Linked DNA regions of Homo sapiens: region 1 is linked to region 2. Evidence: chromatin loops called from intact Hi-C (ENCODE). Cell type or tissue: heart right ventricle. All regions are shown on one strand. Each heading gives the region's core, and the rest is flanking DNA. Links, peaks and the distances in the headings are about the cores only.

The links. A loop is a pair of places that touch in the nucleus more often than their neighbours do. Peaks named below come from ENCODE experiments on the same cell type or tissue, not always from the same donor. Only the 100,000 strongest peaks of a DNase experiment are listed, where the experiment ranks them.
Region 1: a loop joins it to region 2, with 1.9 times the contacts of the local background. A loop is called at or near these places in 2 of 110 quality-filtered maps.

The regions. Positions count from the first base shown.
Region 1 is chr9:97,809,704-97,819,369 of GRCh38, forward strand. PTCSC2 (papillary thyroid carcinoma susceptibility candidate 2) reads right to left here. Exons shown (of 11, transcript NR_147055.1): 2 at 192-336. Among named protein-coding and RNA genes, the nearest start is that of PTCSC2, 39 kb to the right of the region's middle. RefSeq lists an enhancer at 1-390. In heart right ventricle, for the core only: no CTCF peak of the experiment used is centred there; no DNase peak of the experiment used is centred there; H3K27me3 peaks cover 1,614 bases.
Region 2 is chr9:97,735,816-97,745,481 of GRCh38, forward strand. The region is part of intron 5 of PTCSC2 (papillary thyroid carcinoma susceptibility candidate 2); the gene reads right to left. Among named protein-coding and RNA genes, the nearest start is that of XPA, 43 kb to the left of the region's middle. RefSeq lists an enhancer at 5,668-5,777. In heart right ventricle, for the core only: a CTCF peak has its summit at 5,515; a DNase peak (open chromatin) is centred at 5,626; H3K4me3 peaks cover 1,144 bases; H3K27ac peaks cover 448 bases; H3K27me3 peaks cover 2,699 bases.

The sequences.
Region 1 (9,666 bases), core at 3,169-8,168, 75 kb after region 2:
TTTCCTATGTTTTTGCTATGATACTGTAAGGATTAAGTGGGATAAAGCTTAGGACGCACCTACCACAGTGCCAGGCTCATGTTAGGCCCTGGATAAATACAGGCAATTACTTTCCTATTATGCTGGATGATAAAGCCCCGGTGGGTGGCCCCTTTCATAATGAAACTGTCTCCTCCTTCCCTATGACTCACCTGCAGGGGATTGCCCAGGGGCACAGATGTCCCAGGCTCCTGGGTGGGTTGGAACCATCAAGCTCCCTGAAGAAAGGCTCCCAAGACAGGGAACATAATTATTCCCCCAGGACAGAGTTGGACTTCAAGTGCAGCTTTCCACCATCTATGGAGAGAAAGACCATGTCTTGGAGTCAGCTCCAGACCCTTCCAGCCTCCACGGAAAAGCCTGCTGTGCAGGAGCCCAGAGAGACCACCTATTGGGAAGAAACAGGAGACCAGGGCTTAAATCATTCGTTGCTGTCTGAACAGCATCACAGCCCTTTCTCCCTCCAGGCCTCCGTGTTCTAAGGGTAGAAGTGGGCTGACTGAAAAAACCACCAGGATAGCAAAGACCAATCAGAGCAGACACTGGCAGGGGTCTGGAGGTCCCCCCTGGGCTGGGTGTTTGTCCTCTGCTTGCTGGGGATAGGGTTGTCCAGAGGTCCTGGGATGGGCCGGCACACTCAGAACAACAGGAGGAGACCACTTAGGGAACTGGAGGGAGCAATTCTCAGCCTGCTCCCACCAACCTCCTGCACAGGGCAGTTATGAGCCAGATGCAGACGTGCTTTACCAGCTGGATGTCCATCTGCCCATCTCCATGGGCCATTCTTCCCTAGCTCCCTAACCATGAAGAGAGAACTAGACACGTAGCCCAGCCTCACAGCCTCTCTTCAATGCTGAAAACGCACAGATCTTGCCCACAGTTACACAGGTGAATCAGTTGCTCAGGCCCTGGCCATAACCAGTCTCCTGCCATCTGACCCAGTGCAGCTTTTCTTCCCATTGCTAACTGTCCAGAGGCAAAGCATCCCTCAGGGGCAGGTGGTGACAAGGACCAAGGTGGTAAGAGTGAGAAGGGCCTGTGGCAGAGGTGTAGAATGTGCACTGGGGGCATGGTGTGCTTCCCACAGTGGAAAAGGGCCTGTCCCCTTCCCCCTACTTCCCCCTGAGTGCTGGAGCTGCGTCTGGCACATGCTGGCTCCACCTCAACGTCAAATGTGCATCCTCCAAGTCCCTCTCCCTGACGAAGGCCCACATTCCCAAAGAAGAGTCTGGGGCCTCAAATTTTTTTTTTTTTTTTTTTTTTTTTTTTTGTGAGATGGAGTTTTGCTCTTGTTGCCCAGGCTGGAGTGCAATAGCATGATCTCGGCTCACTACAACCTCCGCCTCCCGGGTTCAAGCGATTCTCCTGCCTCAGCCTCCCGAATAGCTGGGACTATAGGTGTGCACCACCACACCCGGCTAATTGTGTATTTTTAGTAGAGACGGGGTTTTACAATGTTGGTCAGCCTGGTCTCAAACTCCTGACCCCAAGTGATCCACCCCCCTCAGCCTCCCAAAGTGCTGGGATTACAGAAGTGAGCCACCGTGCCTGGCCAACCTCACAATTTTTGTAAAGCTTTATTGAAGTATAACTTACACACCATGAAATTCACCCATTTAAGTGTACAATGCTATGACTTTTAGTAAATTCACGGAATTGTGTAACCATCACCATAGTCTAGTTTCAGAAGTCTTTCCATCATCCCACAAAGATTCCTCATGCCCATTTGCAATCAATCCTTATTTCCATTGCCAGCCCCAGGCAAACCACTATCAGTTGCTTCTATAGATTGGCTTTTTCTGACATTATGTATCAACAGAATCATATAATATGTGGTCTTTTGTGTCCGGCTTCTTACACTTAGCATAATTTTTTTTTTAGTTTTATCCATGTTGTGGCATGTACAGTACTTCATTCCTTACCTCATTCATTTTGTATTCCTGGCATCCTGCCAGTGCCTGGCAGATAGTAGGTGCTTAATAAGGGGCTGAGGAATTTCACATGGAGACCAGATGCCCTTCCAAAATGAGGGCAACTATCTGCAAAAACCCCACTCAACTCCAAGCTGCTACGGACAAAGGCGCTGATTGTCATGTCTGCTGCCGATGGTATGAACATAGCAATTTGTTTTCATACCTACGACTGTATGGAGTGAACTGTCATGCCCTCCATCTCACATGTGCTGCAGCATCCCCTCCACTTGTTTTGAATTTGCCCTTATTCCCCCTTCATCCTGGCTCTGAAAACCACAGTGACTCATCCTTCTGAGATTAGCTCTCCTTCTTCAACCCTGAGTAGCTGTATTGCCTGAACTAGTTGGAGAAGAACTCTCCAAATACAACTAGAGCTCCTTGAGAGGAAAACAGCTCTGTGGAAAAATGTACTTACCTTGAATTGGCAAGGGCCACCGCCAGTCTCAGAAAGATAAGAAATCGACTTTTCCTCTCTTGCCTTGGCACCAGATTCACTGGTAGCTCTAGGAAGGAAAAAGGTTGACTATCTTTTGTATGGTCAATCTATAAATATTTCTGTAGAAAACAGAAGCATTAAACATTTTCTGCATAGGCTCTTGGGCTCCCAGCCTCGGGCCTAACTCAGTTCAAACACCTACTGTGTTTCTATTTTGTGTCAGGTGCTATAGTAACCTTGGGAGGGGCAGGCAGAGACATACAAGTTTTTTCTTCTTTTGATTGTGGTAAAATACATGTGTAACAGAAAATCTGCCATTTTAACCACGTTTAAGTATGCAATTCAGTGGCATTAATTACATTTACAGTGTTGTACAACTGTTACCACCATCTAGTCCCAAATTTTTTTGGTCACTCCAAACAAAAACTGTGTAGTCACTAAACAATAACTTCCCATTCCCTTGGTCCCCAGTCCCTAGTAAGCTCTAATCTACTTTCTGTCTGTATAAATTTGCCTATTCTAGATATTTTATATATGTGGAATAATACAATGTTTGTCCCTTTGTGTCTGGCTTTTTTCACTTAGCATAATGTTTTCAAGGTTCATACATTTTGTTGCATATATCAGCACTGCATTCCTTCTTTATGGCTGAATAATATTCCTATATACATACAGATGTATATAGAAATATATACACACATATATAGGAATATATGTACACACATATATATAGGAGACATATATATGTGTATATATATACACATATATATACACATATATACATATATATACACATATATATGTGTATACATATATACACATATACACATATATATATATATATATATACACACACATACATACCACATTTTGTTTATTCCTCTGTTGCTGAACACGGATTGTTTTCACCTTTTAGCTATTTTTGAATAGTGCTGCTGTGAACATTCTTGTACAAGTGTTTCTTTCAACACTTGTTTTCAGTTACTTTGGGTATATACCTAGGAGTGAAATTGTTGGGTCATATGGTAACTCTATAGTTAACTTTTTAAGGAACTGCCAAAGTGTTTCAACAGTAGCTGCACCATTTTACATTCCCAAGAGCAGTGTATGAGGTTTCCAGTTTTTCTACATCATCTCCAACACTTGTTATTTTTCACATTTTTAATTTTACCTTTTCTAGTAGATGTGAAATGATATCTCATTGTGGTTTTTATTTGCATATCCATAATGACCAATAAGGTTGAGCTTCTTTTCACATGCTGATTGGCCACCTATATAACTTCTTTGGAGTAATGTCTGTTGTAGTCTTTTGTCCATTTTTAATTGGGTAGTTTGGGTGTTTCTTTGTTCTTCAGTTGTAAGAATTCTTTGTATATTCTGGATATTAAACTTTATCAAATGTGTGATATGAAAATATTTTCTCCCTTTCCATGGATTGTCTTTTTACTCACTTGGTAGTTTCATTTGATTCAAGAAAGTTTTTGGTTTTGAGAAGGTACAATGTATCTATTTTTGCTGTTGTTGCCTATGCTTTTAATGTCAAAAAATGATGTTAAGAAACCATTGCCAGGCCGGGTGCAGTGGGTTCACACCTGTAATCCCAGCACTTTGGGAGGCCGAGTTGGGTGGATCGCTTGAACCCAGGAATTCAAGACCAGCCTGGGCAACATGGCAAAACCCTGTTGCTACAAAAAATACAAAAGTTGGCCAGGTGTGGTGGCGTCCACCTGTAGTCCCAGTTACTCGACAGGCTGAGTTGGGAGGATCACTTGAGCCCAAGAGATTGAGGCTGCAGTGAACCGTGATCGCACCACTGAACTTTAGCCTAGGCCACAGAGTAAGACCTGTCTCAGGAAAAGAAAACAAAAGAAAAGAAACCATTACCAAATCAAGGTCATGAAGATTTGCCCCTATGATTTTTTTCCAAGGTTTTTATAATTTTAGCTCTTACATTTAGATCTTTAATCAATTTTGAATTAATTTTTGTGTATGACATAAGGTAAGGGTCCAACTTCATTCTTTTATATGTGAATATCCAGTTTTTCCAGCACCATTTGTTGAAGAGACTGTTTTTCCCCATTGAATGGCCTTGGCACCCTTTTCAAAAATCAGCTGACCATAGATGTGAGGGTTTATTTGTGGATGCTTAACTCTATTCCATTGGTCTAATATGCCTATTAGCCTGTTCCCCTGGTCTGCATGCCAGTACCACATGTTTTGATTACTGTAGCTTTGTGGTAAGTTTTGAAATTGGAATGAAAGAGTCCTCCAACTTCATTCTTTGTTAAGATTGTTTTGGCGATTCTGGATCCCTTGAAATTCCACATAAATTTTAGGGTGAGTTTTTCCATTTCTGCAAAAGAAACCATTGGATTTTTTTATGGGAATTGCATTGAGTCTGTAGATGACTGGGTAATCTTGACATCTTATCAATATTAAGTCTGACAACGCATAAACACAGGAATGTCTTTTTACTTATTTAGGTTTTCTTTAACTTCTTTCAGCAATGTTTTGTAGCTTTCAATGTACATCTTGCACCTCCTTGGTTAAATTTATTCCTGCATATTTTATTATTTTTGATGCTATTGTAAATGGAATTGTTTTCTTAATTTCTGCTTTGGATTTTTTATTGCTAGTATACAGAAAGACAACTGATTTTTGTACATAGATTTTGTATCCTACAACTTTGCTAAATTCATTACTAACTCTCACATTTTTGTGTAAGTGGGTGGATTCTTTAGGGTTTTCCATATATAAAATTATGTCATCTTAAAATATAGTTTTGCTTTTTTGTTTCCAATCTGGATGCCTTTTATTTCCATTTCTTTTCTACTACCCCTGGCTAGGACATCCAGTACCATGTTAAATAGAAGTGGTGAAAGCAATAAAAGCTTCTGGTCCTGGATTTTTCTTTGTTGAGAGGCTTTTGATTACTGATTTAATTTTGTTACTTCTTACAGGTCTATTTGAGTTTTCTATATGTTTGTAATTCAGTCTTGGCAGGTTTTGTGTCGGTTCTGGAAGTTTGTGTGTTTTTAGAAATTTGTCCATTTCACCTAGGTTATCCAGTCTGTTGTTGTACAGTTTTTCATAGCATTCTCTTATAATCCTTTTTATTTCTATAGTCAGTAGTAATGGCCCTTCTTTCATTTGTGATTTTAGTAATTTGGGTCTCCTGTTTCTTTTCTTTTTCTTTCTTTCTTTTTTTTTTTTTTTTTTTGAGACGGAGTCTCACTCTGTTGCCCAGGCTGGACTGTTTCTTTTCTTTTTCTTTCTTTCTTTCTTTTCTTTCTTTCTTTTTTTTTTTTTTTTTTTGAGATGGAGTCTCACTCTGTTGCCCAGGCCGGAGTGCAGTGCTGTGATCTTGGCTCACTGCAACCTCCACTTCCCGGGTTCAAGCTATTCTCCTGCCTCAGCCTTCTGAATAGCTGGGACTAGAAGTGCATGCCACAATGCCCAGCTAATTTTTTGTATTTTTAGTAGACATGAGGTTTCACTGTGTTAGCCAGGATGGTTTCGATCTCCTGACCTCACGATCTGTCCACCTCAGCCTCCCAAAGTGCTGGGATTACAGGCTTGAGCCACCGTGCCTGGCCTCCTGTTTCTTAGTCTAACTAAAGGTTTGTCAATTTTGTTGATCTTTTCAAAGAACCAGCTTTTGGTTTCATTGATTTTTCTCTATTTTTCTATTCTCTATTCTGCTTATCTCTTCTCTAATCTTTTGTTATTTTCTTCCTTCTGCCAGCTTTGTGTTCATTTGCTCTTCTTTTTTTAGTTCCTTAATATGTACTGTTAGATTGTTGATTTGAGATCTTTCTTCTTTTTTGATGTAAATACTTACAGTTATAAATTTCCTTCTGAACACTGCTTTTGCTGTATCTCATAAGTTTTGCTATGTTGTGTTTTTCATTTTGACTTGTTTTAATGTATTTTCTTATTTCCTCTTGTGATTTCTTCTTTAACCTATTGGTTAAGAGTATGTTATTTAATTTCCACATATTTTTGAGTTTTTCAGTTTCTTTCTGTTATCAATTTCATATTTTATTCCATTATGGTTGAAAAATATACTGTTTATGATTTTAATCTTTTAAAATTTATTAAGACTTGTTTTGTGGCATAGTATATGGCCTATCATGGAGAATGTTCCATGTGTACTTCAGAAGACTGGATATTCTGCTATTGCTGAGTGGAGTGTTTTATGTGTTCGTTATGTCTAATTGGTTTATAGTGTTGTTCAAGTCTTCCATTTCCTTATTGATTTTCTATCTGGTTGTTCTATCCATTATTCAAAGTAGAGATATTAAAGTCTCCAACTATGACTGCAGAGCTGTCTCTTTCTTCAAGTTTGTCAATTTTTGCTTCATATATTTTGGGACTCTATTTTTAGATATGTATATGTTTATAATTATTATAAAATTTAATATTTATTAGTGGATTGACTATTTTATCAGTATATGATGTCCTTCTTTGTCTCCTGTAACCCTTTACTTAAAATCTGTTTTGACAATAATATATTAATAGCTATCTCAGCTCCCTTTAGCTCACTCTTTGCATGGGATATCTAGGTTAAAAGCATCTTCTTCTGTGAATCCTCACAATAGTCCATTAGCAAAGTAGTAACCCAAACTTGTTTCTTACAACAGAAGTGACTGAATTCACAAGAGCCTGATGATGAATATAAGAACAAAAATCCTCTAACCTAATAAGGGAGGGAATGCATCCCATAAATGAAGTACATCTAAAATGTTGTGGAGGGGCATCAACTCAACTATTTATTTATTCCTTAATCTTATAGCCCTGAGCACCTACTCAATGCCAAGCCCTGAGCTGGACATAGCATTTAATCACTCATGGCCTCTGCTTCCAGGACTTAAAGGATGATGCAGGCAAACAGAGCCATTTTAAGACATTCTTGAGCTACATCTAAGTTTCTTCACCTGTGAAAAAGGGATATTAGCAGCATAACTTCACAGAGGTGTTATAAACGTTAAATTAATTTAAAATATGTAAAGCGCTTAGAACAGTGCTTAGAGCATGTAAGCACCCAATAAATGTCACCTATGATCATTATTATTGTCACCATGGGCCTTAATCACTCTTTCTTTTGTAAGCCTTATCCCACCAGTTAAAGTTAAATGTTTTTTCTGTAAAAGATAGGAGATTTCAGTAATTTTTTTAAATTTAGAATTATTTTCAATTTTACAGTTTTCTTTTTATGTTTGGGAATCAATATATTTTGGGCAAGCTCTTGAAAACTCCCAAGACTGTAACTCTGGTCTCCAGTGGCTAAAGTGGCCCTGCCCAGAGTGATCATGTAGGGCCGCACAGGTGGTGCTTACTGCACAACTCCAAGGAAAACCAGTCTCATAGACTACAAACTGAATGCCCTCATCCCCATTCCCAGGGATGTGTAGTGCAGCATTCCTGGCCTTGTCGGTGAGTAAGTCAAAGACTACTACACAAAGCAATAAAGATCACTTCCAGTTGGGAAAAAGAGAAGGCTTTATGGAGGGATGGCATCTGATGAAGAGTGAAAGAGCCAGTCTGCAGAGATGCTCTGTGAAGGGCATTCCAGGCAGAAGGAACAGTAAAAGCAAAGCAAGGGGGCTACAGTTGGGGAAGAGCAGGTAGCTCTATTTGGTTGGAGTAAAGGATGTGTGAAAGGGGAAGAGGGAAGTAAGTCTGGAGAGAGGTAAAGAATCCAGATCATGGACAGCTTTGAGTGGCAGGCTTACAGTTTGAATTTTGTTATGTAGGCAATGAGAAGTCATTGTACGTTTTTGAGAAGGGAGGTGTCATTATCAAGACTATGCTCAAAGAAGGTCCCTCTGGAAGCTAGTATGGGAGGTAGACTGGAGAGGGCAGAGACTGGGAGAAGGAGACCAGTAAGGAGATGATTGCAATAGTCTTGTAACTGACAGAAGGAATGGAGAGGAGAGACAAAATCAAGATGATGCTGGGGAGGTAGAGTGGACATGGAGCATTAGAATGGCCACCGGAATAAGTGTAGTGGACATAATTCAAATTTCCAACCCATGTGACTCCTCTCCCTAATGTAGGATTGGGTTCACAGGCTGCAGCTCCATTCTCTTCCCCAGACCCTCTGATGACTGTTGCTTGGGGTAGAGGATTTGAAAAATAAGTCCCAGATTGTAGGATTCTAACCTATGTTGAAAGTGGTTGATTATATTGTTTTTGTGTCCGTGTTGTTTCTCATCCTGATGACTGGATTATATAACAGTTGGATGCTCAATTTTGTAAGAGGTTATTAACATATCACATAAAAAGAGGTGTGCATTTGTGAGGCCTTAAAAATGTGGTTAGGGAAGTTCTGGCTACAGCAATTAGACAAGAGAAAGAAATAATGGGCATCCAAATTGGAAAGGAACAAGTCAAATTATCTTTGTTTACAGGTGCTATGATCTTATATTTTAAAAAACCCAAAGACTCTGCCAAAAAAGTATTAGAACTAATAAACAAATTCAGTGAAGTTGCAGGATACAAAATCAACACACAAAAATCAGTAGCATTTCTATATGCCAAGAGTGAACATTCTGGAAAAGAAATAAAAAAGTAATCCCATTTACAATCACAACAAATAAAATAAAATCCATATATGTTTTAGGATTGATTTTTCTATTTCTGTGAAGAGTGTCCTTGGTATCTTGATAGGGATTGCACTGAATATGTAGATCGCTTTAGGTACTATGAACATTTTAACAATATTGATTCTTCCAATCCATGAACATGGAATATCTTTCCATTTTTTGTATCCTCTTCAATCTCTTTCATCCATGTTTTATAGTTTTTGTTGATGAGATCTTTCACTTATTTGGTTAAGTTAAAGGACTTTTCTCAAGATCTCACAGATAGTAAAACATACAGACATTACTCAAGCCCAGGTGATCCATGCTGACCCCGAAGTTCAAGCTTTTAAACACTTTGTTACACTGCCTTCCAGCAAAATCAACTCTATAAGCATAGTGATATTCATGGAGAAATGAAAGCTGAAAGTTCAGGTGGTTGGGTAAGGGTTACAACATTAATAATATAATTCAACATTATTTGAATAGTAATATTTTAATATTTTTAAAAATAAGAAATAGGATGCCAATGGTAAGAGTTCCTAAGGACAACAGGGTAGAAAAATATCTGGAGGCTGGGCGCAGTGGCTCATGCCTGTAATCCCAGCACTTTGGGAGGTCAAGGCAGGTGGAT
Region 2 (9,666 bases), core at 2,458-7,457:
TATTGGATTAACTTACTCTAATACATAGATAATACCCTATTCTATTAATACAAAATTGGTGATTTCAGCCTCAGAAACATGCTATCTGATGTATCCTTTTCCCCACCGAATCTGGAATGGTTTGATTGCCAGAGAATACCCTGATTCATGATTCAAAAGGAAGATAATGTAGCGAGATGACTAATAGAATGGACTCTGGAGCTAGAATGCCTGGTTCAAATCCCAGTTCTGCCACTTGCAGTTGTGTTGCAATGCCTAGGCCCTGTCATTTAATTGCTCTGTACCTTAGGTTCATCATCTGTCATGTGGCATGACTATAGCGCGTCCTCCACTGGGCTGTTGTGAATGTCTGCACATATAAGACTGCTTGATATAAGTGGTGGTTATTATTTGTCTTCTTGGAAGAAGAGTAGGTGGTGGTGATGATGATGGTGATGTACATATTCAATGTGAATCAGTGATTGCCAGTGCCAAGGCTAGACCTGAGCTAGCCCATGGCCTCCTCCAGCCTACACTGGTTTTGGAGGAATGCTCTATTGTTAGAGGGAAGGGCAGGTACTCTACCCTAACTTCCTGACCACAGCATTTTCCACAGGAGCTCCCACAAGAAGTTTTAATGAGGTAAGCACAAGCTCTCACCAATTCCAAGCAAAAAGGTGGGGCTCTCTGCACCTCTCTCTACCAGTGCTGGCGTCACCACCACCGTCATCTGTGCCTGGATGCAGAGGTCTTGCGACAGAAGGTTTGGAACCCTGAGGACTATAAGGACTCAGAAATTTGTTAGGACTAGACAAAATGAATAATTGGGTTCCAATTTCTGTTCTGACCCTGGCAAGCTGAGTGACCCTAGGCAAGTCATTTCACCTGTCTGAGCCTTTGAAGATTACAATATTGGTTGTCGTTCTTAAGGCCAGGATTTGATCAGATCAGAAAAGTCTCACTTTCCAAAGGGGATGTCAATAAAAAGTATTTACTTAGTTGGGTGAAGGTGTGAGGACAGATCCAGCATGGAGACTTTGACTCTAACCCGCTAAGCTGCTAAGAACCATCATAAGATCTTGTATTGAAAAATTATTTATGGGAGTAATTTTATGTGCAGTTCATACGCGGTACAAGAAGCCAGTACACAAAAGGTCAAGTCATGGAAGCTGAGTCTGTTCTGAAGCTGCCCATCCCAGAGAGTGAGAACTGGAGAAGCTTCAGGGCATAGTGTGAATAGCACTGTGGCAAGAGTTAGGGACATGGGTTTGGTGTTAGGCAGACCTGGGTTTGAATCCCTCTTTGGCCACTTACTAACAGCTGGGTGGCCCTAGGTACATCCCTCAGCCCTCTGTGTCTCAGCTTCCTTGTCTATAAAATGGCCATATGGTTCATGTGACTGTGTGCAAGATTACATAAAGTGATACAGTGAAAAGCTCCCAGCACATAAGTGAGCTTAATAAATGGAAGATGCTGGTCTCATTTAGGACTCTCTTGGTTTGAGTGACGGAAATCAAACTCACACTAGCTTAAGTAAAGTAGTCATTTTGTTGTTTTAAATAACCAAGAAGGGCAGGGGTGGGGTTGGCCTTAGGGCAGTCGGGGACAGGGACTTAGACATCAGCAAGACTCTCTCTTCTCAGCTTCTCATCTCTAACTGTTGGCTTCCTTCTGCCCTGCCACAGAGGTTTCCTATGGGGTGAGGACATGACTTCCAAAACCTCTCAGTTCACCATTCCATGACCTATCAGGAGAGGATTCTTTCCCACCAGCTAAAAAACATCCCGGGAAAAGGACTCTAATTTGCCAGGCTATGTCACATGACCACACTGGACCAATCACAGTAGCCAGGAGGATGGCTCCTCTGATTGGCTCAGCTTGGGTCATATGCCTCTCCCTGGGCTAAGGGACTTGTTCCCGGCAGGAACAGAGGGTGGGGATGCTGCAGGAATTTCTCCTCAGGAAGTCTGTATGTGGGTGCGTTAGGAGAACAGTTCTCTGCACTAGGTGCTGAGGGTGGCATGAAGCCCCTTCTTCCAAGAGCTATATTGTCTTAGTGTGGCTTTGGTACCATGTTTATCCCAAAATGTAGTCTTTGTAGAAACAGCTCGACTTAATACAGCTTAATGCTGACCAAATCCACCATCCTCAGCTGCTGTTTGCAGAGCTTAGGCAGCGTTCCCAGCAGAGGAAGCCCAGGAACTGTGGCAGTCTCACTGGAGGGCTCCGCGTGGAGCTTTCCCTTCACCAACCCATAGCCCCCGCCTCAGTAAGACCCTGGCCTCATTTCCTCTGTCGACCCCCTGCAGATCTCAATGAGCCTGGGAGCACGGTAATTAGAAAAAAAAAAAACAACAACAAACAGTCATAGTGTTAGAAGGGACCTCAGGAACCACCTGGCCCACTTCACAGACGGAGAGACTGAAGCCAAGCAAAGGCAAAGTGCCTGCCTACCCAGGGACACATTGCTCCTTTGGAACTATGTCTTCATCAAGCGCCCTCTGACGAAATAATCTGTTCAACAAACCCCCATGACAGGAGTTTACCTATAAAATAAACCTACACATGTACCCCTCAACCTAAAATAAACATTTTTTTAAAAAAGCACCCTCAGCTCCTATCTTATGGTAGGTCCTCAGTAAATATTGAGTGAGTCAGGTGTGGTGCCTTGTGCCTGTAATTCCAGCTAATTGGGACGCTGAGGCAGGATGATCCCTTGAGGCCAGGAGTTCAAGATCAGCCTGGGCAACTGGGCAACATAGTGAAACTCTTTCTCTACAAAAGAAAAAAAAAATTAACTATGTGTGGTGGCACATGACTGTAGTTCTAGCTACTCAGGAGGCTGAGGTGAGAGGATGGCTTGAGCCCAAGAGTTTGAGGCTGCAATGAGCCATGATCGCACCACTGCATTCCAGCCTGGACAACAGAGCAAGATCCTGTCTTAAATAAATAAATAACTAAATAAGAATGTTGGGTGAATGAATGAATAAACTGAGATTTAAATCCAGGTTCATATTATTTCTGATATATCATTCTACTTCCCCTTGAACCTAAAAATAATTTCTAGACTAAAGTCCTTTCCTGCTCTAAGGGAGATGGCTCCTTGACCAGGATGGGCAGGAGGTTATGTAGATGACCTCAGTGAGCACAGTCCTAGCTGAAGTGAATGAGAACTGGTATGTGGTATCGGGGCAGGCAGATGGGAGGAATGGATTTGAGAGAGGTAAGCACATACTCATCGTTGCCTTTTAATAACTCATGATTTGGTCCTGTTTGTGATAGGCAGGACAGCATTCCACTCCCATTCAACAGATGAAAAAGTTCCATCAAAATTCCTCTGCAGCTTAAAGAAGGCAAGCACTCAGTGAACCTTACTTGCCTAGTGATTTGTGGAGTTTAGACCCCTTCCCTGGTGTTCCAGCTTCTGGCTCCCTAAACATCTGAGGCAGCCACTTTGTTGCCTCATCCACAGGCCCTCAGCACCTGATATGCCACCTGGGGTATCTCCTGCTGGTCATTTCTGGCACAGGCCAGATGTGCTGGGGGAATTAACAGCCCCTCCTTGGGAGCAGTCCTCAGCCAGTGGCTGACAGGAGTTGGCGGACACACCCTCCAGCTGCCTTGCCCCTGGGAACTCAGGGGCTGTGCATATGGGCCGCACTGGCTCCCAGAGCCCCCAGCAGGACCCAGCTCCAGTTGCCTACAGGGGAGGCTTGCTTGCTAACACACCATGATTGTTCTTCCCCTCTCCTGCTTTACTTCCATGCTCCCTAGCAGCATCCCCTCCCAAACAAACTACTTGCATTTGAATCTTTGTCTTAGAGTCTGCTTCTGGAATAACCCAAACTAAGACTACCACCTTCTAAAAAAAAAAATGGCAGAGTGGGTGAACCAGCTGGCTACATAATGGCAAATATTGTTTATATGAAGTAAGTCCAAGTTAGGTCTATACCTCCATGCCCTCTCACCACTTGCCTGCTCCTTTCCTGGCCCCACCCTCACCAGTCTTGCAAGTTTCTTCACCACTCATGAAGGAGGGGAACACCTGTGAGGGTGTCACAAGTCATGCTACCAAGAACCAGAACCATACAGGGCTTGACTCCATCCCTGAGCCCCTGGGTGACAGTTTCCCATGGCTCTGACAAGGTGCTAGAAGTGAGCTGGCATATGCTCTGCCTTCTCAGACAGGCTACTGGTCTGGTCTGTCCTGGTGTCTGTCAGACATGAGCCCAGCCTTATGTCACCCAGTTCCTGAACTGACGACTCCCCAGGATGATCTATGTCCCTGATAGCACAACCTCTAGACCACTGGGTCTGAGGACCAGAGTGGTGGAGCCATGGGATGCTGGAGCAGGAAAGTCATGTAGGGACTGGGAACTTGTTCTAACCCTCCCATTGTTGGGGGGATGCCTTAGACCTGGGAGGACAGGGTCTTGTCCAAGGTCACACAGTGCAACAGGAGTGGAATGGGGCATGAACTCAGGGTTTTTTCTTTTATTTCCAGTTCAGCATTTTTGCCTCATTAACAGACTGTATGGAAAGAGGAGCAAGGGGGCATGGCAGAAGAACAAGGGCCCCGGATTTCAGACTTGGCTTGAAACCCACTTTTGCTGTTAGCTGTGTGACCTTAAGCAAGTTACTCAGTTCCATGTGCCTCAGTTTCCACGATTGTAAAGTTGAGGTTCTATTAATCATCCAACAGGGTTGTTAGGAGGCTGAGCAGAGATAATTGAGATGGAACACACCTGGTAGTAACAGATGCCCAATAAGCACCGGGTGACTCTGAATCTATAAAGGGATCCCTCTTATTTTACAGCCTTCCACCTGGATGACACTCAACAAATTTTAAACAGAAATATCCTCATCTTCTTCATAATCACTTCTGGAAAATTTACAGCAGGGTCTAGTGCAGAATTTCCAGATCGTGTGATTCAGAGTTCTGCTTCTGAGAAAAGGTGCCATGTGAAAAAAGAAGGAGCTACCAAGTAAGTTTGGAAAGGGTTGCATTAACATCGTCCACGTTAACACACTGCAGGACTTCTGAGGGCCTTCGCTTAACTTTTTTTGTCAGGAGCACTAAATATCTCCTAGTCTTTGGGGATGCTGCAGGGAATAGGTTTGGGAGACAGCTGGTCTACTGGAAAGGCCACCTGACTGAAGCCTTGACTCTTTTATGTCTCTCACTTACTCATTGTGTGCAGTTCCTGAACCATTAGAACTTGTTTCCTCACTGGTAAAATGAGAAGGGGGATGATAAGTAAGGGCGTTTCCGGTTCTGATGCGCTGGATCTTGAAGCTCTTCTCCACCACTAGCGCCCTGCTTGTAACCTTAGCACACGCAACTCTGAACAGGAATAGTCCTGGGAGAAGGGCGGAAGGTTCCAGGAGGGCGCCTGCCTGCCTAGAGTCCCCTTGCCGGTCTCACCCTGGAAAGGTAGGCGGAACTAGAACAGGCGGGCCCCACTGCCTGCAGCCTGCGAGGAGACGCCAGGGCTGCAAGCCCCCCCGCCCTCCTCCGCCCCTGCCGGGACAGTCAGCCGCTAGGGGATTAGGAACGGGCCCAGCGCCCATTCAAGCCATTCAGCGAGACAGGAAGCCAAGCGCGCTCCTGCCCGCCCGCCTCTGCCGGGCAGGTCTGCGGGATGACGCGCATTGTGCTGGGGACTCGCCCAAAGGGAGGCCCAGCCGTGGGGAAAACCGCGTCCCGCGGGAATCCGACGCCCGGTGACGGGGGCACCTGCAAGGCTTCAGGGCGAATCCCTGACTCCCAGCCCGGGGCTGAGTCCTCGTGGGGCCGCCTCCGCGCTGCCCAGTGCTGCCGGTTATCTGCTCACAGCGGGTGGCTCCGGGCCTTCAGGAGCGCGACGGGCGCCATCCCTTCCAGTGCCTCCCGGGACAAGGCCAGGGTCATCGGCACACGGAGTTTCAGCCCGAGTGCCGGAGTCTTTCTTCAGGACAATGCAGAGATCTGCACAAAAGGCAGGCAGGCGGGTGAGGACAAGTTAATCTCTGTGAGCCTGGAGGCTCTTGAAGGCCTTGGGGGAACGGGCATGTTCATTTTCTCTGCCTCATTGGAGGCATCGAATCCTTAACCTAGACAAGCTGGATCTGGCTTTGAAGACTACTAGAAGACAGGGATTCCTTGTCGGCTCCCAAAGGCCGGTGCGGGGAGGCTCGCTTGAGCCCAGGAGTTCAAGACCAGCCTGGAAAACATGGTGAAATCCTGTCTCTATGAAAAAAAAGAAGAGGAAGAGGAAGAAGGAGAAGAAGGAGAAGGAGAAGAAGATGAGGAGGAGGAGGAGGGAAGAAGGAAGAAGAGGAAGAGGAAGAGGAGGAAGAGGAAGAAGAAAAGAAGAGGAAGAGGAAGAGGAAGAAGGAAGAAAAGAAGAAGAAAGAAGAAGAAGAGGAAGAAGAGGAAGAGGAAGAAGGAAGAAGAAGAAGAAGAAGAAGAAGAAGAGAAGAAGAAAGAAGGCGGCCCAGTGTCTTACTCCTCTTTAGTCCCAGCTATTAGGGAGGCTAAGGCACGAGGATCGTCTGAGTCTGGAAGTTTGAGGCTGCAATGAGCTGTGATTGCACCACTGCACTCCAGCCTGGGCGACAGAACGAGAGACCCTGTCTCACACACACACACACACACACACACACACACAAAACAAAACCACACACACAGGAAAGAAAAAAGAATGATGGGCTTTCACTGTCTGGGATCCTGCTGGATTTGTGCTTTGGCTACTGCAGAGTGTTGGAACTTCATGCATTTCTAATTTGGCCATGTCTGTGTACCACCTGTGTGGGATACTTCTCCAGGCGACCTTGGACTCATCCAGTTCTACCCCCTTTCTGCCTTGTAGTTCTCAAGAATAACTGTAGAATATGCTGGAAGGGCAACATCCTGAGATAGGGAGTGGCTGGCTGGAACAGCCTGGCTCTGTGCCAGTCCTCCCCAGAACAGAATGTCTTTCAACGCTTTAGTCCAGCGAGTCTTGTTTTCCGGGGTATAAAACCCAGGACAGGCTGCTTTCCAGGGTCCTCCGCTGCCGTACAAGTGGGAGACACACAGTCGAGATTCCTTTCCCCTGGACAGCTTTCCGGAGCCTTAGGGCTCAGGCCTCAAATGCGTCCTACGCTTCTACAGTCCCTTGCTGCATCTCTGTAAGCAGTGAACCCACTTCATGTAACTTGTTGTGTGTGGGCGTTCTATCTCATCCCACTCAGACAAGTTGGTAACCAGTACACAGTGAACCTGATTCACAACTTGTAGTATTACTGATTCAACGTTTTTCTTATATCAACTTGCTTATTAAATTTTTGCTAAGCTGTATCTGTGAAATAAAATGAGATTTATGTGCTAGTAGTTCCTACTACAATAAAAATAATTTTCCAACCATTAAAAATGATTTGTCCCTGATGACCTAAAATCAGATTGAGACTCATCAGTGCTAAGTTAGAGAGATGGGATTATATAGTCTGTAAGTGCCCTTCAAATCTTGAGAGCTCCTGTATTTTGTGTTTTTACAGAGTATTTTGTTTAATCCCTATTTCAACCCTATAAGGTAGATACTATCCTTGAGTTTTCAAATGAAAAAAAAAACAAAAACTGAGATTCTACGATATTCAGTAATTTCCCCAAAATCCCACAGCAAATGACAGAGCTAGGATGGGAACCCAGGAGTCAGAAATCGGAACTTGTGTTCCTAATCACTTAAGCTATATCACAAATGAGAGAGGTGGATGATTCTATGACTGTAGGGCTCTAAAATGATGTGAAGGAATGAAATGTCTTCACATAGACAAGAAATGTCTATGTCCTAATTCCCAGATCCTGTGAACATTACTTTATATGGTGAACAACGTGATTCAGTTAAAGATCTTGAGATAAGGAACTTATCCTGTATTACCTGGGTAGGACCTGCATCAATCACATGTATTTTTTAAAAGAGGGACGTTTGACACAGACAGAAGACACATAGAAGAGAAGGTGATATGAAGACAGAGGCAGAGATTGGAGTGATGCAGCCGCAAGCAACGGAATACTGGCAGCAACCAGAATCTGGAAGAGGCAAGGAATGGATTCTCCTGCTGGAGCCTCCGGAGGAAGTACAGCCCTGCTGGCACCTTGATTTGGGACTTCCGTCCTCCAGAAAAGAGAGAATACATTTCTGTAGTTTCAAGCCACCAAGTTTGTGGTAAAGTTTTTTACAGCATCCACAGGAAACTAATACCAGTGGTAAAGTGTACTTTACCTCCCCGTTTGTCATAGTTGCTCTTGATGGCTGGAATGGTCTGTTTGGGGCTTTGATATGGTTTGGCTCTGTGTCCTCACCCAAATCTCATCTCCAATTGTAATCCCCACATGTCAAAGGCGGGATCTGATGGGAGACGACTGGATTGTGGCGGCGGATTTCCCCCTTACTATTCTCGTGACAGTGAGTGAGTTCTCACGTGATCTGGTTGTTTGATAAGTGTCTGGCACTTTCCTCTGCACTGTCTCTCTCTCCTGCTGCCATATGAAGAAGGTCCTTGCTTCCCCTTTGACTTCTGCCATGATTGTAAGTTTCTTGAGGCCTCCCTAGCCATGTGGAACTGTGAGTCAATTAAACCTCTTTTGTTTATAAATTACCCAGTCTCAGGTAGTATCGTTACTAGCAGTGTGAAAACGGACTAATACAGGCTTGTTAACATGATTCTTGCCTTTGGATCAGCTTGGCATCAACTGACTCTGAAACATCAGTAGAAAAAATAAAATCAGGTAAAAATGAGAGAAAGAAAATTATACAATAAGCAAGTTATATAATAAGCACCTATATTGTTATTATTGCACTTAAGTTTTACCTTGAGCCTCCAGACAGCTGAGGCAAAACGAAAATCAGGGCGGATGATATAATTTTCACTTTCTGATAAAAAGGAATCAGTTTTGCTTTTCAAGAAACACACATCTTTCCTTTATGTTGTATTCTAGGAATAACTGAGCAAGTATGTCTTCACACAGTGGACACTGAACAAGGCAGGAGATAAAATGCTCAACAGTGACTCAGACAAGATCTAGGGCTATCCTCACGTGGAGGGTTCTCATGTTATCCCTTCATAAACACTACAGCCCAATAAAGAAACACAGTTCAGCATCCTGACCACCCAGACTGGCACCCAGGAATAAGCCCTCACACGGACAGAGTACACCAGGGTTCACAAAGTGCTTTCACATCTGCCATCCTACATATGTTCAAACAGCCAGTCAGGGCAGACAGTGTAATCTGCGTTTTACAGATGCGAGAACTGAGGCTCATATTCTGGAGATTGTCCCAAGGTCACACAGCTGGTGAGTGGCAGGGCTGGGGTTCCCTGAGGCTCCAAGAACAGGTCTCCCAGGCGTGCTGCCTGGGAGTGAAATCCAAATGCCTCCTGTTTTTCTACAGGAATTTCATACACATCTGTCTTATCTCTCCAAGCACACTGAGCCTTTGCAGGCAGGGTCTTTTCTCCCATGTTTTAGGAAGCCTTGGTTATCTGCCCAGGGCTGGTAGGTGAAAGATATCCTGCCATGTGTCAGGCCCTGCCCAGGAGAGACACCCCATGCTCCATCTGGTCCTTTAGGTCAGGTCCCAAGCTATCTGAGAACAGTGGCCTAAAGGAGAGGAGTTGAGGAAGGGGGTTAGGGAGCAGACCCAGCACTGTCCAATAAGATCCAAG